Linked DNA regions of Homo sapiens: region 2 is linked to region 1. The links are chromatin loops, found by intact Hi-C in ENCODE. Cell type or tissue: CD4-positive, alpha-beta T cell. All regions are shown on one strand.

Region 1 (2,500 bases):
ACGCAGGTCACTGCAAAGAGGAAAGGGCGCACGCAGGCGCAATGCACAGATCCACGGGCAGCATCTAGACGACGTGCGCTGCTCACAAGGCGAACCTTCGCTCAATGCTCCGGAAGCTGGTTTCCGAATTCACGCCAGCTCACAACTGACCTTCATGCTACACTTTGGGTCCCGTGAGGGCGGCTGCTTCCCCCTGCTCACTCTTGGGCAGCTGGAGCCTAACATAGAACCTGGCATGTGGTAAGCGTGTGCTCAAACTTCACGGCGGGGTGAGGGTGCAGGCATGTGCTTACCACACACTCAAACCTCACGGCAGGCTGAGGATGCAGGCATGTGCTTACCACACACTCAAACCTCACAGGCAGGCTGAGGGTGCAGGCAGGTGCTTACCACACACTCAAACCTCAGGGCGGGCTGAGGATGCAGGCACGTGCTTACCAGGCATTCAAACTTCACGACTGGCTGAGGATGCAGGCAGGTGCTTACTACACACTCAAACTTCACGGTGGGCTGAGGGTGCAGGCACGTGCTTACCAGGTATTCAAACTTCATGGTGGGCTGAGGGTGCAGGCATGTGCTTACCGCACACTCAAACTTCATGGGGGGCTGAGGGTGCAGGCATGTGCGTACCAGGTATTCAAACTTCATGGTGGGCTGAGGGTGCAGGCATGTGCTTACCACGCATTGAAACTTCAGGGCGGGCTGAGGATGCAGGCATGTGCTTACCAGGCACTCAAACTTCACGGCAGGCTGAGGGTGCAGGCATGTGCTTACCAGGCACTCAAACTTCACGGCAGGCTGAGGGTGCAGGCATGTGCTTACCACGCACTCAAACTTCACGGCGGGCTGAGGGTGCAGGCACGAGCTTACCACGCATTGAAACTTCAGGGCGGGCTGAGGATGCAGGCATGTGCTTACCACACACTCAAACTTCACGACAGGCTGAGGGTGCAGGCATGTGCTTACCACGCACTCAAACTTCACGGCGGGCTGAGGGTGCAGGCACGAGCTTACCACACACTCAAACTTCACGGCGGGCTGAGGGTGCAGGCACGAGCTTACCACACACTCAAACTTCACGACAGGCTGAGGGTGCAGGCATGTGCTTACTAGGCAGTCAAACTTCACGGCAGGCTGAAGGTGCCTGCTCCCAAGCGATCTCATGCAGCCTGCACTCAAACTCCACATTCCAAAAGTACCTACTCATCTGCCTAGATGCCTGCAGGGCTGGCTCTGATCTGCTTGTCCTGAAATGTGTTAACTGCCTTTTCATACCTTTTTTCATTGCCATGCCAACTGTGAAAGACTCCAGCCCCTTTCAGATGAGGCCCCCAGCTCGGAGATCCACCCTCCAGGAGGTGCTGGGCAGACGCGTGGGGCGGCCTCCACCTCCGGTTTCCTCCCTGTTGCCTCCCGCAGCCTCTCATTCAGAAAGAAACGTGTTTCCGGAAGCTGTGCCGTTGCCATGGAGCCTGGATGGCTTTGTCAGTTTCCTTATTTGCAGCCTCATCTCATCTCCAGACCCACTGTGCTCCTGGACTCGCTGGCAGTCCCAGCTCTCGCCTTCACTGTGGTCTGTGGACCCCTGCACTGAGCCTCGTGTCCTGTGAAGTCAGGCTCTGAGGGTCTCCACGGCCTCCTCTCACCAGAGACCCCCACATCTGCCGCGAATATAACCTAACACTCGAAACCTTTCTCAGTGGCTTGTGCCACCTTTTGAACTTACAATGTTGCTTTGTAGTTCCTTTTATCTGTTGTACGCTTCAGTTAACAGCGCAGTCGACACCTCCCCGGTGTTGGCATATTCTATCCTTCCACGTCCGTGTTGTGTGTTTTCATGGCGTGTCACTGACTCCCCCCGCTGGGGCCCGCGTCTCCTCTGTGCCTCCTCGTTTTGCGGTCTCTCCACATTTCCTGGATGCTCACTGTGCACCTGTCTCACTACAGCACCCTCGACACTGGCGGGCGCCTGGCTCAGCTGTTTAAGTAACTTTATGTTTATTACTTGGGAGGATATTAGCCTAGATTTAATTAATCTCTATGGCAGCATTTTACTTTTTTCTTTTATTTCATTTTGGAGACAGCCTGGGCTTTGTGGCCCAAGCTGGAGTGCAGTGGCGATCTCGGCTCACTGCAGCCTCTGCTTCCCAGGTTCAAGAGATTCTCCTGCTTCAGCCTCCCGAGTAGCTGGGACTACAGGCATGTGCCACCAAACCCGGCTAATTTTTGTATTTTTAGTAGAGACGGGGTTTCACCATGTTGGCCAGTGTGGCCTCGAACTTCTGGCCTCAAGTGATCCACCTGCCTCGGCCTCCCAAAGTGCTGGGATTACAAGTGTGAGCCACCGCACCCGGCCTATGTTGCTTCATTTTAAATGTCCAGTTGCGAAGCTGTGGGTGCAGTAATGGAGCTGATTTCTCAGCTGCTTCAGCTGAGTGATGTCCAACAACTGAACACAGGAAGCCTCAACGCAGATGCTCAGGCGGGGGCGACCGTGGAG
Region 2 (2,500 bases), 67 kb after region 1:
TATGTAAAACAACATGTTTAAATATGTGAACTGCAACCAGATAGAAAATACAATGAGACCAATTTATAATGGCAAATATATAAAACAAATGAACAGAAATTAAAAAGATATTGTGCCTAGAAATAAGATTAAAAATATTTCATATCTATACAAAAACATTGGACCTTCGCATGCAATCAGCAGTGGATCCTAATCTCTCTTTTATACCCTTCTCTCCCTGAATTTTCACTGGATCCATTTTGGGGGTTCACTGCTTTTTTACTCAACAATGTCTAATCTGATTTTTAATACATACATCAGGCTTTGAATTTTAAATGTTATGTTTTGCTTGCCTAGACTTTGAATTTGGTTCATTTCCAACTTTGTTTGCACATTTTTAGACAGTTGCTCTTGGTCCATCTGCAGTCTGTTCTTTCCTTATTTAAAAATCCTTCAGCCGCAGGCTTGCCAGAGTCTCGGATGACTTCTGTGGCTGGAGCCTCTGTGGCTCTGATCCTGCCGACCTGCTGCACTGAAACTTGTTGCTAATGTGTTTCTTGATTTTGGATGGTTAGTTCGTTTTTCCTGAAAGTTTATCTGTGGAATTTCTTTGAGTTCAGATTTAAGTCAAGTTAGCTTAAGAGTAGACTTATTTTTGCCACTGTCCTGTATGTTCAGGTAAAATAAGTTCAGGGCCACTTTAGGATTAATTCTCCATTAAACTTCCCATGTGATTTGCCTCTGTAAATGCACCTGGATTCCACACTGGGGCTAGAAACCCCAGAGGAAATTACTTTTCAGAACCTCAATATGAAGGTTTGAATAAGGCAGTTTTCCTCGCCATAGTTTGAAGTTAGAGGCATTATTGTTTCTGTTTATTTTTAAGCCCAGAGTGTTGTCCCTGAGGGTCCAGGCTTTGAGAAGTAGGTTTGATCTGAGAAGATCCTGATGTTCGCTGCCTGTGCCTGCATTTCCCAGACCTGAAAACGGAATTTTGCTTTCTCTCTGCTGAGGTGATGTCAGGGCTGTCTTTACATCTTTGGGCTCCAAAGTGAAGACCATGAATATATTTTACTTTTTTGGTTTGCAGTTTCAATTGTTAATAAAATACAATATTTCTCTGAGCAAGATTTCTCTGTTCATGTTACTCATCCACATAGAGCTTGTGTGAATTAAATTATCTGATCAATTCTAGGCAGTTTGTTTTAATAGGAGGACTGTGAGGTCACTGAGGGGAGAACGTGTCCAGTTGTGACATTTGTCAGAATCAGACTGGAGACGCTTATGTCAAAACCCTGAAAAACGGAGCCAGGGAAGGGAGGAGACTCACAGATGAATGCCTGGCAACAAGAACTACCACAAAAGACGGCAGGAAACCACAACTGTGCACAAAGGCCACCACAACCTTACCCAAAAAATACTTCTGTGAGGTCATCTGCCCAGCAACTGCTTGCGCAGCCTGGACTGGGGCCACCCTTGTTATTGATCCTTGTAGCCAAGAATAATAAATCATCTCAAAACAATCGTGTGGTTCTCCTCATTTTCCTTCAAAAACCTTTGTTGTCACTGACCCCTCCGAGTACGTGCAGGTTGGCATGGCACTTGGGTTCCTACTGCAATGCCCATTCCAGAATAAAAGTTATTCTCATTTGGATGTCCTTTCTCTGTTTGTTGTTTAGGTTGACAAAATCCAGGAGAGAGGTAAGAAAGAGGACAGGGCAGAACAGAGGGGTATTCCTGAACCCTCAGGACCTGCGGACCATTGGATCGAATGGAGAGTTGGTGGGATGGAGCCTGGCTGAGCTCAGGATGGCCTGGGCAGTCCCCGAGATATGGAGGGGAAGAGGCTGCGGACAGACATAGAGGAACAAATAGGCTGGTTTAGGGCCATTGGGAATGAGAGTTTTCCTTCCCAGAGCTTTGTCTCAAAGAAAAGAAAATCTGCTCACTAATTAAGGAATTGTGAGTCTTTTTCATATCTTGTCTAAGCATGTGATTTACTGACTTTAGTCACGAATATTGGTAAGTGCCAAACTGAAGAAAACTTGTCATTCTTTACCACTCATAGTTGGCATGAAAAATTAAAAAAATCTATTTATCTGTCATAAGATAAATTTTATGACATTCATAATGATGAATTCTCCCTGCAATCTGCAGAGCCTCCCACCTGCCTGCCCTGCCTCTCCCTGGTGTTGGGGGATAAGCCTCCCTGGCCAGGCTCTGCCTCCAGCCTGCCCTCACTGCTGTGGCTTCCTGCAGGGACTCAGGAAACACCTTCTCTCCCTCATACCCGCCCTCCTGTAGGAAACTGTCCTTCACCTCCACTCTGTATTCTTCAAATTTCCAACTCTTCAGCAGGCTTAGAATTCTTTCTTTTCAACTTTCCTATGTTAAAAAATGTTATCACTGTAAGAAAAATTACAAAATTTTATAATTTTTCAAAAGTACAAATAAAAGAGGATTCTCAGAACATATAATTTTGATGAGTTTAATAAATACATAGCGAACTGATCAAGATGGG

Evidence for each region. Peaks named below come from ENCODE experiments on the same cell type or tissue, not always from the same donor. Only the 100,000 strongest peaks of a DNase experiment are listed, where the experiment ranks them.
Region 2: a loop joins it to region 1, with 9 times the contacts of the local background. A loop is called at or near these places in 6 of 110 quality-filtered maps.

Annotation. Positions count from the first base shown.
Region 1 is chr2:392,701-395,200 of GRCh38, forward strand. No RefSeq gene overlaps it. Among named protein-coding and RNA genes, the nearest start is that of LINC01865, 78 kb to the left of the region's middle. RefSeq lists an enhancer at 939-1,638. In CD4-positive, alpha-beta T cell, no CTCF peak of the experiment used is centred here; DNase peaks (open chromatin) are centred at 1,441 and 1,861; H3K4me3 peaks cover 1,054 bases; H3K27ac peaks cover 701 bases.
Region 2 is chr2:459,709-462,208 of GRCh38, forward strand. No RefSeq gene overlaps it. Among named protein-coding and RNA genes, the nearest start is that of LINC01874, 32 kb to the right of the region's middle. In CD4-positive, alpha-beta T cell, no CTCF peak of the experiment used is centred here; a DNase peak (open chromatin) is centred at 1,353; H3K27me3 peaks cover 300 bases.